2 separate regions of the Homo sapiens genome follow, and region 1 is linked to region 2. Evidence: read pairs that join two places in POLR2A ChIA-PET (ENCODE). Cell type or tissue: MCF 10A. All regions are shown on one strand. Links, peaks and the distances in the headings refer to the core of each region. The heading gives the core; the rest is flanking DNA. Region 1 has its middle 170 kb from the start of KCNG1. Region 2 has its middle 190 kb from the start of MIR3194.

The links. ChIA-PET counts read pairs that join two places held together with the same protein. Peaks named below come from ENCODE experiments on the same cell type or tissue, not always from the same donor. Only the 100,000 strongest peaks of a DNase experiment are listed, where the experiment ranks them.
Region 1: POLR2A ChIA-PET joins it to region 2 with 5 read pairs; 2 of 35 experiments call an interaction of 5 or more read pairs at or near these places.

Annotation. Positions count from the first base shown.
Region 1 is chr20:51,189,545-51,198,733 of GRCh38, reverse strand. No RefSeq gene overlaps it. Among named protein-coding and RNA genes, the nearest start is that of KCNG1, 170 kb to the right of the region's middle. In MCF 10A, for the core only: no CTCF peak of the experiment used is centred there; a DNase peak (open chromatin) is centred at 2,963.
Region 2 is chr20:51,254,264-51,263,452 of GRCh38, reverse strand. No RefSeq gene overlaps it. Among named protein-coding and RNA genes, the nearest start is that of MIR3194, 190 kb to the left of the region's middle. RefSeq lists an enhancer at 3,954-5,153. In MCF 10A, for the core only: no CTCF peak of the experiment used is centred there; a DNase peak (open chromatin) is centred at 4,722.

The DNA.
Region 1 (9,189 bases), core at 787-8,786, 65 kb after region 2:
CTCTGCTCCCTTCCTCTCTCACTGAACGGGTCCCTGAAGGCAGTTAGCTGAGGACAGAGGTGATGCTTTGTCGATACATCATGATCTCCTGCAACTGCCTGTGGGAACTACCTGCGCCAGACACAGTCTGATAACCCTCTTGTTCCAGATGTATTACGACAAAACTGAAAACATGGGCCTCTAGGGAGACTCTAATCCAGCTGAGCAGATGGAGAAGTAGCACACAGACATTCCATGGGTATAGACCCGGGATCAGGCCACAGGCCAAACCTGGCCTACTACCTGATTTTGCAAATAAAGTTTTATTGGCACACAGCTGCACCTTTGTTACGTGTCATCCATGGCTGCTTTCTTGCAACAACGGCAGAATTGAGAAGTGGCAAGAGAGGCTGGCAATATAGCCCCCAAAGCCTAAGATATTTGTTATCTGGTCCTTTATAGAACATGTTTAACCTGGAATAGAGCAAAGAACAACAGGTATTCAGGGTGGACTGTGTGCCCATTGCTGTGTTAGGGATAGCACACACATTGGATCATTTAACCCTCAAACAATTCTTTAGAGGGAAGGTTTATTATTTCCCCCATTTTATTTTACTTATTTTTGTTTTATTTGTTTTTAGAGATGGGGTCTTGCTCTGTCACCCAGGCTGTAGTGCAGTGGTGCTATCACAGTTCACTATAACCTCAGACTCCTGGGCTCAAGCGATCCTCTCACCTCAGTCCCAGAGTAGCTGGGACTACAGGCATGCACCACCACACTTGCTCATTTTTTAATTTTAATTTTGTAGACCTGGGATCTTACTATGTTGCCCAGGCTAGTATCATGCTATCCTCCTACCTCAGCCTCTCAAAGTGCTAAGGTTATATATGTGAACCACCATGCCTGGCATATCCCACCATGTTAGAGAGAAGAGGTTCGGTGAGGCTAGCTGACTCAAGGATGACACAGGGTATCAGTGGAGGGTTCATACTAAGCCCAGCCTTTCCACTACACCAGTGGGCATCAACAGAAATGGAACTGCCCCCAATAGGGCATTTTGAAAATTCACAGGAGCATTTTAGGGGCACCATTGGCATTTAGAGGGTGAGCGCGAGGGCTATCGACTGCCCTGCCATGCACATCACAGTCCTGCGGAAAAGAGAATTGCCCCAAGTCCCCCATACTCCCCAAGTAAAACACATGTTTAGAAGTATCTGAGGCCAAGTCTGAATCCGTTCTGCACAAAGTATTCTGGGCATGGTTTCTATCCACATGATTCTCCCAGGAATGCAACTCCCATTACCATGTAAACAAGCGAGTATTGTACTTTCTTTTGCTCAGAATTTTACCAAAATTTACTCACCATTTCATCAAATCATGTCCCTGTCAGCAACATCGCTTGTGGTATTTGAGCCACAGAACACACCTGTGTTAAAGCAACATTTCTAAGCTGATTCTAATTCGGTAGACCTGGAGTCTGGCTTGGGGGTTTATTATTAATGTTTTAGTGGCCCTCTACTCCTGAGTCATTCTGGTGCTGCTGGACAATGGACCACACTTTGAAAAAATGCTGTTTTAAGGATGCCAGACTAGTGTTTTGATTCGTTTTGGTTTTGCTGGAATGTCAGGATCTCTCTGGGTTAAGAAAAGAAGGGAATGTCATACACAGAAAGAGCTACTGAGTGACAGGGAGAGGGTCTTTAGCTAGGTTAGGATTTCCGTCAAGGCCACCGTGGTCCATGCTTGTTATCCTGGAGGGTCAAAGGGGAAGGAGCAATGCCAGCCTGTCCAAGAAACCTGCTGAGTAAAAGCCATCCTTGAAATTTGCCCCTCGTGTTTGGTGGAGATTATTCAACACCAGTGCCATCAGACAGGCTCTTTGCCACCATGAGCTGGAGAGAACTGGAATCCCTGGGACCAGAACTCAGTGTCCAGAACAAGCACATCTCACTGAGACTTCACAAAACGACTTTCCATGATCCTTGCTTGTACCCAGGAGCCATAGACCATTTGGAACTTCTCTGAGGACAAACTCAGGCTTAATGATCCATTTTCCTTGGAAAATGGTCTCAAGGCACACAAGAGTCAATTAAAATCAGAGTCCACCAACTTGAATGAAATAGCCCTGGGCCACCAAGACAAGTCCCAAGCCTGGCTCCTACCCCAGGCAGAGCAAGCAGTAGCCTCGGGAGAAAAGCAATTATTTAGGGTTGCAGCAAGGACGTGTGCTACTATCGAGGAGCCTCTAAGTTCCCTCCCCATCCCAGCAGCCTCTGCAAACATCCAAGCTCCCGGATACTGAATGCCCAGGCGGGAGATCATTAAACCATGTTCCCCATGCTGGCCTCAGCTTTGAAGAACAGTCCACAATCACACTAATACCCAAGGTCCAGCCAGGACATAAGCTGGTCTGCTCAACCCTGACTCTCTCCCTGCGACAGGAACTGATATTTAGTGAAACTCCCAATGCACCAGCTCCACACACACCATCTCATTGAACTCTCAGGATAATCGTTTCAAGTGGGTACAGCACTGTCCCCATTTTATGGATGGTCACACTGAGGCTCAGACAGGTTAAACAATATTTCCAGGGTCATAGGGCTCGCAAATGGCTAAGCCTGGGCTCTTCAACAGCCTGCTATATTGCTTATTTCAGTGGACAAGGGCATGAGATCTAGAGGCAGGATGCCCGCACTCAAAACTGTGGCTCTTACGTTGGCTCTGTAACCCTGGGCAAACTACTTTCCTTCTCTGTGCCCCAGTGACCTCAACTGTAAAGTGGGAATCATCTTACACACGTCATAAGTATCACGTTGATTGAATAACCCACATATACTGCTTGGTACAGAGCCCAGCACTTTCTAAGGACATAATAAATATGAATTGGATATAGTTTGGGTGTGTGTCCTCTGCAAACCTCATGTTGAAATGTGATCCCCGATGTTGGAGGTGGAGCTTGGTGGGAGGTGTTTTGGTCACGGGGGTGGATTCCCTCATGAATGACTTGGCGTCCTCCCTGCGGTAATGAGTCAGTTCTCACTCTATTAATTCACATGAGAGCTGCTGTTTAAAGAGCCCGGCACCTCCTCCCTTTTCTCTTGCTCCCTCTCTCACCATGCTACACACCTGCTCCCCGTTCACCGTCCACTATAATTATAAGCTTCCTGAGGCTCTCCCCAGAGGCAGATGCTGGTGCCATGCTTCCTGTACAGCCTGCAGAACAGTGAGCCAAATAAACCTCTCTTCTTTGTAAACTACCCAGCCTCAGATATTGCTTCATAGCAATGCAAAACAGACGGAGGCAGTTCTTGCGATAACAGGGGTTCGACTGCTAGAACCCGTTTATGCCAAATGCAGCCCTGACTTAGAAGAGGAAGGCCTGGAAGTGGCCAGCGCCGTCAACACAGAGCCATTCCTCTCATCTCACCAGACCAACTAAGCGACAACCACGAAGTGTTCCCAGCTCTATGAAGGAGAGGAAGGGCACATGGCACGTTCCTGGATGTGCACACGGTACACTGGTTGCAGTCATTTAATTAAACAGTGCTACAAGGGGGCACTTTGTTTGACGGGGCAAGCTGTCCTAGGGGAAACATTTTTAAGAAAATGGCAGGAGGGCTTTTACTTTAAAAAGTCATCCTCCCTCTACTTCTACGTAAACATATATCCAAAAGAACTGAAAGTAGGGACTGGAACAGATATTTGTTCGCCCAGCACTTTGAAAGCCTGAAGTGGGCAGATTACTTGAGCCCAGGAGTTCGAGACCAGCCTAGACAACATGGTGAGACCCCATCTCTATAAAATTTATACAAAGTTAATACAAAAATTAGCCAGTGCGGTGATGCATGCACTTATAGTCCCAGCTATTCAGAGGCTTAGGTGGGAAGATCACCTGAGCCTGGGAGGTGGAGATTGCAGCGAACTGAGATCGCACCACTGCCCTCCAGCCTGAGCAATGATAGTAACAACCACCAAGTTAAGATGGTAAATTTGACGTTACATGTATTTTACTACATTAAAAAAATACAAATAAAAAACACACTTGCTAAGTAAAGAAGCCAGTCACAAAGACTACGATTCCATTTATGTGAGATGTCCAGATAGGCCAATCCATAGATACAGAAAGCGGATCGTGGTTGCCAAGGGTTGAGGGAGTTGGCACAACGGAGTGTGACTGCCAATGGGCACAGGGTTTCTTTCTTGGGATACCGAAAAATGTTCTGGAATTAATAGTGGCTATGTCTGCACTACTGTGAATGTACTAACAACTCCTGAATTCTATACTTTAAAGGAGGGAATCTTATGGCATGTGAATTCTATCTTAATATAATTGGCTATGAAAAGGAAAGTTGCTGTCGGGAAAAAAAAAAAAAATCATCCTCTCCTCTGCTCACTTTCCCCCCAGCGGTCCCTGAGCTCTTGAGGCTTGAGGCCTTTGCAAACGCCATTCTCTCTGCCTGGAACGCCTTTCACTCCCGGTCCACACCTACACCATGCGTGGTTCATACTTTCTCATCCTTCAAGCGTAAGCTTCATTTCCAGGAACCTCCCTGTCTCCGTGGGACCTGGAGTGCCTGGAACTCCCCTTCAAAGACTCACAGGCTCATATGTGTTCCCTCCTCCCAGCAGCAACACCAAGGCAACATCACGCTCCACAAATGAATGACTCCACCTCTCAGCAATTACGGGGCTGGAGGGCAAGTTACAGGATTCCCTGGCCTCGTTCTTCCTCACCTGTAAGATGGAGCTAACACTGCTTTTCTCATGGAAGTTTATGAGCGGTGGCCAGGCGTGGTGGCTCACTCCTGTAATCCCAGCACTTTGGGAGGCCAAGGTAGGTGGATCACTTGAGGTCAGGAGTTCGAGATCAGCCTGAACAACATGGTGAAACCCCATCTCTAATAAAAATACAAAAATTCACCGGGCATGATAGCCCATGCCTGTAATCCTAGTTACGTCAGGAGGCTAAGGCAGGAGAATCGCTTGTACCTGGGAAGCGGAGGTTTCAATGAGCCGAGATCATGCCACTGCACTCCTACCTGGGTGACAGAGTGAGACTCTGTCTCAAAAAAACAAAAAACAAAAACCGGTGGAGCCCTTCTCAAGTATCTGCAGTTGGTGACTTCATAAACAGCAGGAAAAGAGCCCCATTTGGTGATGAACCCGAGAGGAAATGAGCAACGTATAAGTCAGTCAAGGCTGAATTCCGGGGTCAAGTGGGGCTGGATGTGCGTTTTTAATTCAACTTGTCTTTCAAGGATTATCTATTGAGCAAACATTATGTGCCAGACACGGTCTCAGGTACTGGGGGCACAGTAGTGAACAAAACAGACAGGACAGATTGCACAGGGGTGCGGTGACGGGCGAGGGCAAGGGATGTTCATCCACTCAACAATACTGCTGAGCTCCCACTCGGTCGGGGCCCTGCTCTAGGCACTGGGGAGCTGGCAGTGGCCAAGAGAGGGAAGAGCTCCTGCCCTACAGAGCTGGCACCCAGTGGGAGGACAGATGACACAGCAGCAAGTCCACTTCAAATTGTGTCAAATTCCACGAAGCAAGTGAACAAAATGACAGTCAGAAAATAAACCGGAGCAGTGGAATAGCTTGCAAAGAAACAGCCTTTTGGAGGAGTCTCACTGAAGCTGAAGTAAGACCCGGGCATGTGAAGAGATGGGACAGAGAATTCCAGGACAAAGAAACAGCCAGTGCAGAGGTCCTGAGGCACGAACTGCTTACTTTGATGGGGGCAGGAGATGTTGTTGGAAAAGTGGGCAGAGTGCAGATGCCATCAGCCTGAAAAGACATGGTGAGGAGTTTGAGTTTTATCCCAAGAGCAATGGGAACACATTAAAAAAGTTAAAATGAAAAGAACTCAGGGTGTTCCGAGAACAACAAGATCTGCCTTCTCCGAGACAGCATATGTCTGGGGAAATGAAGTGAACTGAGGCCTGGTCATTTATATTTTATGCTTGCAGAACCAAAGACACTAGTGTTCTTTAGCAGCACGAGCAATGCCGGATTTCAACATTACTAAGCAGGATGAATAGGGGCAGGGAGAGACTGGAGTCAGGGAGGCTGGGGAGGCACTTCTATTAGATCAACTGAGAATTGATGGAGACCTGGATGAGCGGGGGTGGTGGGTCGGCTGGAGGGGAAGGGAGGGAGCAAAGCCTGGACTAAGGGATTAAAGAATTGGGAAGAACTGAAGATGGAAGCCAGGGACAGGTTTGGTCACCAGCAAACGAAAAAGCCCCAGATACCCCTGGCGTCCTGGGGAGGGTGTGTAGGACTGGACTCATCTGGAAAGAGAGACTCTCATGTCTCCTTTTACTATCAAAACACACGCACAGACCAAAATGCACAGATGCATGGGACATACTGGGCTGAAATAAAGATTCTGGGAATCTCTCAATTATTTAAAAGTATTTAAATTATTTAATTATTCCTTAGCAACAGGGGAAGCCTAGATGGAAATGTGTACTAACACACCGTGATATGTTATTTAAAATCCCAGGCAGTCCTTTCCTTTCCCTCTGTGACCAAATCAAGCAACGCCAGATGCTTTCTGTAGGTCATATCTTTTCATCTTCACAGTAACCAAAAATTAGGTCTTAGAGGCTATTTCTGCTCCTCTTCCTCTCCAGCCCAACTCTGCATTCTCACTTCCAGCTGAAAGCTTTGCCTGCCATTTAAAAAATCCTTGCCAGACCCATGTGAACCCTCAGCTACTATCCTACTTCTCTGATCCCATTGACAGATGAACACCTTATCACAGCGGACTCTATTTGCTGCCTCCTGGTCGCCTCCCCACATTGTGTCTTGGGCCCACTCCCATTGGGCATTCTTCCCCATTCACAAGGAGACAGCCTTAGTTAAGGTCACCAGTGACTTCTGTGTTGCCAATCCAATGGTTCCTTCTCAATGATAAGAGGGGGGTAGTCGATGGTTCAATTAACAGAGTTGTCCTGGGCCAGGTGTGGTGGCTCATGCCTATAGTCCCAGCATTTTGGGAGGCCAAGGTGGGAGGATCACTCAGGCCCAGGAGTTTGAGACCAGCCTGGGCAACATAACGAGACCCCACGTCTATTTAAAAAAAAAAAAAAGAGAGAGAGACAAAAGAGTTGTCCTGTGTGTTGAGCACATGAACAGTGACAGTTATGCCCATTTGACAAATGAGGAAACAGAGGTGACACAGAGATAAGAAGGCATTTGCCTGAGATTGGACGTCGAATGAGTTCTAGGCACCAAGGGAAGCAGGGAAGGGAGTGATACCCAATGCATGAGGTGCAGACCTGACCCCAAGGAAGTTTCCAGCAACCTTGCTGCAGGACAGGCAGGCCATAACCCCATACAGATTCCCCAGTAGTGTTCAAATCACACCACAGGCCCAACCCGTGCTATAGCAGAAAAAGCAAGGGGCAGAAGACTGTGGCTTAAGTCCCAGGACCACTCATGTCACTGCCTCTTGATGTGGGGACCCTGGGCAAGTCACCTGGCATCTGAGTCTCGGTTCTGGAATTTGCAAAATGAGATGTGACTTCTGGTCCTGCCTTCCTCACAAAGGGGCTGTGACAGTCCAGGGAGATGACGCGAGTGATGAGTGTTTGGCACACTAGGAAGTGGCGGAATATGACTATTTCCGCGCCGGCCCCATCTGCCGCTCTGCTCAGCACCCACAGCGGCAGATATGTAACATGACGTTTCCATGAATTCTTGCCATTAGGAATTCCCAACACCCACGCTTTTTCCCTTCTGAAAGTTCTGCTGCATAAAAGAGGCAGAGAACAAGCCACCCCCTCCTCCGCTTCTCTGGATAATTCTACACCACTCCCCCCTGCCCATCAAGTGTCTGTGGAATTCCAGCTTCAAGCCACCCCCTCCTCTGCTTCTCTGGATAATTCTACACCTCTCCTCCCCGCCCATCAATCATCTGTGGAATTCCAGCTTCTCAAACATACAAACAGTTCATACCAGAGATGACCAGTGGTTTGGAAAAGCCAGATCATTTGCCATTTCTCCTTTTTAAAAGGTCTTTGGGGACATGATTAACAAAAGCTAAGATGGGAGGAAAGGACAGAAATGAGAGCCTCAAGGTTTGTTTTTTTTTTTTTTAATGTTTTCAACGAGCTGTGACTTGAAACAAGAGGCCAGACCTGGGCAGCCAGCAAACTATGATGAATAATGCTGCCAATGAGAGTGCTTTTTTTGTTCATTAACATCCCGCTTGTGCCCTAAGACCAGGGAGTGATGTATGGCAATTGTATCAATGTTCCCCACAGGGCAGGACACCACGTGGTTTAGTAAGTGGCTAGAGTCATCCCACCCAAGCTGGCCATTTGCTCCTGTGTGCAGACTGCACCTCTGAACAGGCCTCAGTGCCTCTCAACAAACTCCATGACAAGAGCCGATATTAATGGATCACCTCCGAGGTGCCAAGCGTGGTTAGAGGTACCTACCACGTGTTAGTGTATTTAATAAATCTTCACCAATTTCTCTTTCAGGTCGGAATATCGCTCCCATTTTATCGCTGGAGAAACTGAAGTCTGGAGAGGGGCAGTCACAGGGGCCAGGGTCATGGGGTTACCATCAGTCAAGGCTGGGACTTAAACCCAGGTCATGTGCCTCCAAAAACCATGCTGCTGTCAAATACTCCACCAAGGGAATTCAGACTCCAGTGCTCTCTGGAACAGGCAGGTAAAGTGAAGACCAGGTGGGGACTGTGGTGAACTGATGACACACACCCATCTAAGGGGAAACGCAGCCACTCTGAGGCACCCACAATGATTTGCATGAATCTCAAGTGCATTCAGCCACAGGTGAAAGAAGCCATCTTGCAAAAGCAAAACTGTATGACCCAAAAACAGATGAAGTGGCTGCTAGGAGCTGAGGGTCGGGGAGAGCTTGACCACAAAGAGGCAGCAGGAGGGAATTTGGGGGATGGTGAAAACACTCTGCACCTTGGTGATGGTTGCACAATGGGATGTTCACCAAAGATCCCATGACCAAAAGCTAAAAAGCCTGAAATTAACCATATGTAAAGTAGATCTTAAACAAAATGGGACGAAACAGCAAATCTGTGGACTGGGTCCAAGCTGTGGGCTGCTGTTTTGTAATCTCTGCCCCACCTTCCACATCATTAATACCTGTCACACACAGCGATGAACATGCAGGGCTGGTGGGTGTGACTGATAGGGGAAGAGGTGAGGGGA
Region 2 (9,189 bases), core at 584-8,583:
TCTGAATTTCAAAACAGTTAGTGACACATGCAAGAACAAGATCAAAATTTCTTAAGGGGAAAAAGAACCTGAAACAGACATTGAGAGGGCAAACATCTCACATTAGATTCTGGAATTAAAGAAAAAGTAGTAACATATGCACAACATCATCCCTTAAAAGCTCCTAAGTTTAGATAAGAAAGAAGACCAAACGCTCCAAAGGAGACTGCCAGATTTATTTTCAAGGCAGAATGTAATTTATGCAAGTTAAAGGTATCAAATGTTATTGGAACAGGCATTTCACAAAGCCAATACCCCAAATGGCTGTAAACATATGAAAAACTGCTCAGCTTCATTATTTATCAGGGAAATGCAAATTAAAACCATAAAATGATACAAGTACACATCCACCTGAAAGGTTAAGGTGAAAACATCACACATTAAGGAAGTGAAGCAACTGGAACATGCATCCACTGCTGGTCATGGGGAGGGAGAGATGCAACTGGTACCACCACTTTGCAAAACTGTTTGGCAGCATCTTCTAAAGCTGAACAGATGTATAAGTTTCAACCCAGCAATCCTACCTCTTGGAACATACCCAACAGAAATGTGGACACGTTCAACAAACACACGTACAAGAATGTTCACGGCAGCACTATGCGTAAGTCGTCCCAAACTAAAGCCTACCTTGAAGTTCATCAGTAGATGAGATGAACAAATGGTGGTATATTCACACAACAGAATACTGTAGAGCACGGAGCTGGCAAACTATGTTTGTAATCCAGGCTGCCAATTTTTGTAGATAAAGTTTCATTCATCGAAACTTTATTTACAAAATAAAGTTCATTCGATGAATGAGACTTACAAAATTTTATTTACAAAATTCAGCTCCATTCATTGATTTAAATATTTCCTATGGCTGCTTTCATGTCATAACAGAAAAATTGAGCTGGGACAGAGATCAAAGGACCAGTGATGCTTCAAATATTTACTGTCGCTCTTTACAAAAAGAGTTTGCTGACCCCTGCCTTATATCAATGAGAGCAAACGACGTACAGCTACGTGTGTTGTTGATAAGGACGCATCTCACAGTGTTGAATGAGAGAAACCAGGCACTAGAGAGCACAAGTTATTTGGTTCCGTTTCCATGAAGTTAAAAGTAGGCAAAATTACGCCCTGAAGTGGGTGTGAGAAGTCAGGATAGACATTGCCCTGGGAAGCACGGTGACTGGAAAGGGACCTGAAGGTTCACGGGTTCCTGGTTGTGTTCTGTTTCTGGATCCATATGTGTGTGACCTGGATGTGTTCTCTTGGTGAGAATTCATCGAGCTTTGTACTTAGGCCACGCACACTTGTCTCTATGTTTATGATATTTTAGTGGAAAATCTTTTAAAAATGCTATTGGACTCCCTGCACTCTACCTTAAAACTCCAAGCCATTTCCCCTGCTCTCTCATTTGTGTCTTCCTTCACACAAGCTGATATTCCCCTGAAATGCACTCCTCCTGCTCCCTTTGATAAAATGTGATGGAGCAAGTGAGGGAAGAGAGAGACCCTCTCATATTGTTTTATATTGTTTTATACTCAGTACCTGTTTTAAGAAAAAAACAAGGAAGTGAAATCAAAGACAGGCAGCCCCGCGCCAGGCCCAAAACCGGACCTAGGCCTGCCTGGCCTAAACCTAGTAGTTAAAAATCAACTCATGACTTAGAAACCGATATTATCCATAGATTCCCGACATTGTATGAAGGAACATTGTGATACTCCCTGCCCTGTTCTGTTTCACTCTGACTACCAGGGCATGAAACCTCTGTCACATATCCCCTAGATTGCTCAATCAATCACGACCCTTTCATGTGAAGTCTGTAGCATTGTGAGCCCTTAAAAGGGACAGAAATTGTGCACTTGAGGAGCTCGGATTTTAAGACAGTAGCTTGCCGATGCTCCCAGCTGAATAAAGCCCTTCCTTCTACAACTCAGTGTCTGAGAGGTTTTGTCTGTGGCTCGTCCTGCTACACAAGGACCCCTCTTAGGAGCCCGCTGGGCTTCCCCAGGCATGGAATGAAAGGAAAACCTTGAGTTCCTTCAAGGGAAATTCCAGGCACCTCACTAGCTTTGAAAATTAAATGAGCAACCTGATACGTGAGAAGGTAATAATAGCTGAAAATAATAGCCCAGGAAGTTAGAGCCACAAAATGTTCGGCTTCCTATAGAAACTAAGGATAACATCTCCATATATGTCCCTGAATTATTTTTCAGAAACCCAGACCCCCATCACATGGAAGATGGCATCTGCTGGCACAGAGACCTCAGATAAGAAGGAACCAAGGACTGAATGGTGACCCTCCCATTCTTTGTTCTAAATTTCTGCCCGAGAGGCCTGGAGGAAGTCATATTCAGAGCCCAGGGCTTAACATTCCTTTCTGTTGACCCCAACTTTTTAGAAAAACTTTTGCTTCCTTAATCAAACACAAATGAAAGAATCTTTGAATTCACCTTTGACTTGTAGACCCTGCTGGAGATGCTTTGCTTTTTTAAGTTAAACCAATGTGCAACTTCCATGTGTCAGTTTATGACTTTGCCTGTAATTCTGTCTCCTCACCTTGAAAAACACTTACAATGTAAGCCATGGGGAAGTTCAGGTTTTAGGCATTAGCTGCCTCATTCCGCTTGCCTGGAGCCCTGCAATCAATGCCTCACTTTCTCTCGCTGCAAATCCTGATGTCAGGGTTTGGCTTTGCTGCACCGAGGTGGGTGGACTCAAGCTTGGTTCGGTAACAAGAACAATGCAGACTCATCCTTCAAATCTCAGTGCGCTGTCTCCTGCTCAGGTCACCTTCCTGCCATGCCCCAGGGCTCATAGGTAATCCAGGGAAGCGGGCAGAGAGATCTCCAAGAGGGTGACACTGGACCTTAAGTGAATTTGGAGAAATAAAAGAGGTGTCACTGGTTGAATCTTGAGTGTCTGTCACACAAGAGAGGCTAGGTTGGCCACTCTCGAGGAATTCAGCTGTTTGTAGCTTAGTTTAATCCAGGCTTAAGCCATCAGTTGGGGGCAGCTTAGTTTGGTGGGCAGAACATCAGGCAAATCTGGAAAAAAGAGCTGCGTAGCAGCCAGGACATAGTGAAATTAAAGGGACTAAGGTGCCACCTCTAACTGGCTGCAGAAAAGTGAGGAATTCATCGTTTGGCATAACTGAGAAACCCAGGGGGAGGTGATTGTAACCATAATAGGTTCATTGCCCTACACACACAACCAGTCCATACACCAAGACACCGGCTTGCAGCAGAGAAAGAGGTTTCATCATAGGGTCATTGAATGAGGTGATGGGAGAAAACCTCAACTCCACCTCCCCTAGGAATCTGGGGTTCAGGTTTTGGAGTAGGCCAAAGTACAGGTATCATTGATTGGTCGAGGAGTGCAGGGTGAAGTCATGGGTGAGGGAGAGGAAGAAGCTGTATTCTCACGTGGATCCCTTTCTGTAACCACCCAATGGGTTCACCTTGCCTGCTGCCTAGACAGAACCGATTTATCAAGACAGGGGAATTGCAATGGTGAGAGGGTAATTCACACAGAGCTGGCTGTGCAAGAGACCAGAGCCTTGTTATTACTCAAATCAGTCTCCCTAAGCATTTGGGGATCAGAGTTTTTAAAGATAATTTGGCAGTTAGAGGCTTGGGAAGTGGGGAGAGCTGATTAGTCAGGTTGGAGATGGAATCAGCGGGGGTCGAAGGAGGTTTTCTTGCCGTCTTCTGTTCCTGGGTGGGATGGCGGAACTGGTTGAGCCAGTTCAGCTGATCCATCCAGTGCAGGGTCTGCAAAATACCTCAGGCACTGATCTTAGATTTTACAATAGTGATGTTTTCTCCAGGAGCAATTTGGGGCAATTAAGACTCTTGAAGCCAGAGGCTGCATGAGCCCTAAACTGTACTTTCTAATCTTGTAGCTAATTTGTTAGTCCTGGAAAGGCAAACTAGACCCCAGGCAAGAAGGGGGTCTTTTCAGGAAAGGGCTGTTACCAATTTTGTTGCAGAGTCAAACCACGAACTGAATTCCTTCCCAAAGTTAGTTTAGCCCACGCCCAGGAATGAACAAGGACAGCTTAAAGGTTAGAAGCAAGATGGAGTCAGTCAGGTCTTATTTCTTTCACTGTCATAATTTCCTCAGCTATAATTTTGCAAAGCCGATTTTGTTTCTTCTCTGGGGGTCTTCAAACTGGTCGCTGGAATTCAGGTCTGAAATACATCTGAATTAAATAAAAGCCTTATGATTCTAATGTCCGGGATCTCGCCTATAGGAACAATGGTATGCAAATGATCAGTATCTAGTGCTAAGTGACTTTTAGTAACAAGGAAGTGGGCCTAAGGGCAGCCTGATGAATGCTTAATTATAATTATTTCTGTCCAGAACCCAGGATGCAATTGTCAACCCTGTGGAGACAGTTTCACAATGGTTTCAGTTGGGGCTGGATCCAGCATTGTGAACGATGTCATCAAGAATTCCAGGAATCAGTCTTTTCTCTCTTTGTGGCTCTGCCTGCCGCAGGTTTCATTCTCTGACAGGAGTTGACTATGGTAACTCCAGCAGCCCCATGCTTATGTCTTTAAGTCCAATGGAAAGAATGGGTTTTCTCTTTCCTAAAAGTTCAAGAGAAGAGGCAGAACCAGGCTTCCTTTGTTTGGATCACATGCTACCCACCACTCCCCACCATGGAATCTTTGTAATCAGGGGATGGAATGCGGTGCTTGCCCAGGCCTGAGTCAAGCCTTGCCTTGCCCTGAAGCAGGTGATGAGAAGAGTCAGACCCATCAACCCCTGTACACAACTCCCCACATCCTTGGGATCTCCAAGAGGATGAGTGACTTTCTGTATGCTAATGAGTTGACTGATGGCAGGGGGATCCTGGACAGACTATGGATGGGGGCTGGTTGCCGGGGGTACCAACCATGTGATTAGAGGGTTGACAGTTTCAGCTCCACCCAACTGGACCTCTGGGGAGGGCTGGGGAGGGGGCTGAATGTTGAGTTGAGTTGATCACCAAGGCCAAGAAGGTAATGAATCGTGCTTCCATAATGAAGCTTCCGTAAAACCCCACAAGGACCGGGTTCAGGGAGCTTCAGACAGCTGAACACATGGAGGTCCCTGGAGGGTGGTGCCTGGAGAGGACATGAGAGCTCCACATCCCTTCCTTATACTCCACCCTCTGCATCTCATTATCTGTATCCCTTGTAATATCCTTGTAATACACTGGTAACGTTAGCGGTGGAAGAGATCCGAGTTACCCCGAGTTACTGGTGGCAAATCTGTAGGGGTCTGCAGGAACTTCAGTCCTTGCCTCTTCAGAAGAAAGAATTAGACTGACGTGCATAAAGCAGAAAACGAGACCAAGGCAAGTTTCAGAGCAGGAGTGGAAGTTTGTTTAAAAAGGCTTTAGAACAGGAAAGCAAGGAAAGTTCACTTAGAAGAGATCCAAGAGGGTGCCTGAAGGTCAAAGAGAGAAGAGAGCATTTAACTTTCATCCTAGCACTTTCTTTTTTTTCTGAGACGGAGTCTCATTCTGTCACCCAGGCTGGAGTGCAGTGGCACAATCTTGGCTCACTGCAAGAGCCACCTCCCAGGTTCACACTATTCTCCTGCCTCAGCCTCTCGAGTAGCTCGGACTACAGTAGGTGCCTGCCACCACACCTGGCGGATTTTTTGTATTTTTAGTAGAGACGGGGTTTCACCGTGTTCGCCAGGATGGTCTCATCTCCTGACCTCACGATCCGCCTGCCTCGGCCTCCCAAAATGTTAGGATTACAGGCATGAGCCACCACGCCCGGCCCATCCTAGCACTTTCCAGGCTTGCCTCTTTCCCATGATTCTTTCCTTAGGGTGGGCTACCCGCATGCGTGCAGTGTTCTCCCTACCCTTGGGAACTGAGCATGTGCAGTGTGTTTAGGAAGTTGTATGCGTGCCCATCTGAGGTTTTCTTCCCTTTCCCAGTGGTAAGCTCCTGGAACATCATACTTTGCCATCTTGTCTCGTAGTGAGCATGCCCAGGAAGTTTCTTCTCCCTGGTGTCTATATTCAGTTAACACTTTCAATGTCAATAGTTGTGGATCATCAGGAGATTGTGTCTCCCTGTGGCTGCAAATGATCATTTTTAGTGATAAAATGATAATCATCAGACCATCACCTGATATTCCTAGTGGGTATGGGGAGAGCCCTCTCCTGCCCCACTCATGCCTATCTAACTACCTGTAACAGTAAACATAAGTAAGTGTTTCCCTGAGATGTGTGAGCTACTCTAGCAAATTAATCGAATCTAAGGGGGAGGGGAATCTCAATTTATAGCCAGTGATCACAAGCAAAGGTAAAACACCAGGGGCTTGCAATTGGTATTGAAGTGAGGCAGGCACAGTCTTGTGGGACTCAGCCCTCAACCTGTGCAATCTGACACTATCTCCAGGTAGTGTGGGAATTGAACTGAATTAGAGGACACATAGCTGGTGTCCACTGCAGAATTGGTTATTTGCTTGCTGTATGGGGGTAAACCCACATACATTTGGTGTCAGAAGCCTTTTGTGTTGTAAGAGCCAAGGATAGGAGAAACTGAGTTTTATTTTTCCTATATTCTCAGAGTCCAAGCAGGTCAAAACTACAGCCCCACCTTGCACTGCTTATTAACTGTTGAAACTGACTTTGCAAAACTTATAACAGTGAGAAAATTATGATACAGAAGAGATCTGACCTAACCAACTCCATCTTGTGTTTAACCTCCAAACCACCCTTGGTTGTTCCTGGGTGTGGGCCAAGCTAACTTTGGGAGAAATTGAGTTTATAGTTTAAATGATAATAGCCCTTCCCAAAAAACTAACCCCCTTTATAACACTAATGAAAGGCCACCAAGGTTAGGAGGATGAGAAGGGCCTGAATCTGTGGTTAAGTGATGACCAGTCATTATTCCAGCCATTGCAAGATTTGTTACTTCCCCAATTACTCCTGCAGATAACATCATCATTGTAAAACCTAAGATTGGCCTTTAGAGATGTCTTCTCAGGCTTTTGCATTTCTGAGGACCAGATGGCCCCACTAGGACCAGCAACTCTTGACTCAACATGACCTGTGGCCCCCACCCAGTAGTGGACTCAGCCTCAAGGACTGTTTTCCACACCCCTGTGATTGCATGCCCAACCAATCAGCAGCATCCATTCCCTAGCCCCTGCCCACCCAAACTATCTTTGAAACACCCTAGTCCCCAAATTTTCAAGGAAGCTAATGTGAGTAATAATAAAACTCTGATCTCTCATTTACCCAGCTCTTCATGTATTAAACTCTTTCCCTTGTTTTAATAAATCAGCTTCATCTGGGCAATGGGTAAGAAGAACTTGTTGGGCAGTTACACTGTGACCTTCAAGAACGAAGTTTCTTGATCTGTGCAAGGGTGATGGGTGTCCTCACTGCAAGGGGATATTGCAAGATGGCATGTATCTCCCAGGGACCAAGTACCTGGGCTTAATGTGTGCCTGATGAATGGTGGAGCCCTCTATACCATTCTGCTTTTCAGGAAGGAAAAAAGTCCTCTGTTTAGGCTCTGGGCCAGGGATGAGGATCAGGAGTGTGGGCCACCCACTCTGCAGGCTCTACAGAGCCACTGTGTGGGTGCAGGGCCCTGTCAATCACAGCCACTTTATCTGATAGACCCCAAGGGAGAATCATCATCATTGTTTTAATCACACCGTTGAAACAAACAAGAATCAGGGCGTCAATTAATTCAGCACACAAGTGGAACACATTTTATAATTTGCAAGTCAGATACAGAGCTGCAGACCGCACTCTCACCCCAGTGACAAGTCACATCCTCAGAGGGTTAGGTGGGGAGGAACAAGGTAGGAGATAGGGATCTGGCTTTGGGTTGTGGTTCTGACACTGACAATTAGTGTGACCTCCAACAGATGCTGAAATACTCTGGGCCTGAGTTTTCTCACCTGTAAGAAGGAATCAGTGTTGGTGTAAAGAGTACAGGCATGATCTAAGTCACCTGGGTTCACTTACAAGCACAAAGAGCTGTTGCTTTACTTATTCCAGAAAGGAAAGAAATTAGCACGAGGCATCAAGTGCTTACAAAAGCCACTGGAAGTTCATGAGGAGCAGGCTCTGGACCGGGTCTGTGCAAAAACATGGCAGAACTGGCCTCCCAGGAATCTGGCACATCTGCCTCCATCAGGAAAGCAGAGACCCAGAGGCTGCTGAAAGTATTAGCTTCCAGAACACGCAGCAGAAGCTGTGACCCTGCAATCAAGAAGCCCTCACCAACGTAGAGACCCCTTGTCTCCCACAAAGCTAATGGCTGGTCACTGCAGTGCAGAATGGAAAAGCTCGATGCAGCAGGGGGACGACTTGGCCTCACCACCCTCAGCTGGAGGAGCAGAATTGCATCTCAAATATCCCAGGTGCAAAGGAATTGGGGAAATTGCTTTTTTGGGGAGGGGGGCTGCTCTGCAGTGCAGGAAGATGCAGAAGAAGGCACAACCAGATGGCAACAGCTGAGAAAAAGGCAACATAGGATGAGGCACTGAAGGGTTTGGGATCCAACGGCCGGTCCTAGGAGCAGCTGGACTCATGTGCCCACAGCCTCCCTTCTAAGCCAGTCTTCTGAGCACCAAAGTGTCCTGAAGTCACCTGGTCCGTGGCTCTGCCCAGCCCAACCACAGCCAACAATCACCTGACCTCCCATGGGGCCTTCTGGTTCCAGACCCAGGATGGGGAGAAGCAGCTTGGGGTTCATGACGAAGCATTGTCCCTGAGCCCTACACCCACCCTTCTGTGCTCTGCCCTGTGATGCTGAGACTGGGATTCTGAAAACCATGTTTCTGTTAAAATAGCTGACATGGCTCTGTCTCAAGATGAGACTTGAAGTCACATGCAGGGGCTTCAGAGTCAGACACAGACCCATCTTCCCTGTTCAGGGACTGTGACCCGGACAAGTGGCTTAATCTTTCTCAGACACGATTTCTTCCTCTCTAAAAGAATAGTCTCTCCCCACAAAGTTGATGTGACAGTGCATGTCTGTGTGTGTAAAACGCCCAGCACAGGGCCTGACAAATGCTAAGCTCCAGCCAGTGTCAGCGGATAGCATCCTGCAGGGGGACCACAGCCTTCCACTTCCCACAGGTGTAAAGGTCTCTGGGAAGGTGCCTGGACCCTCCTCTGATAGCCATCAAGGCA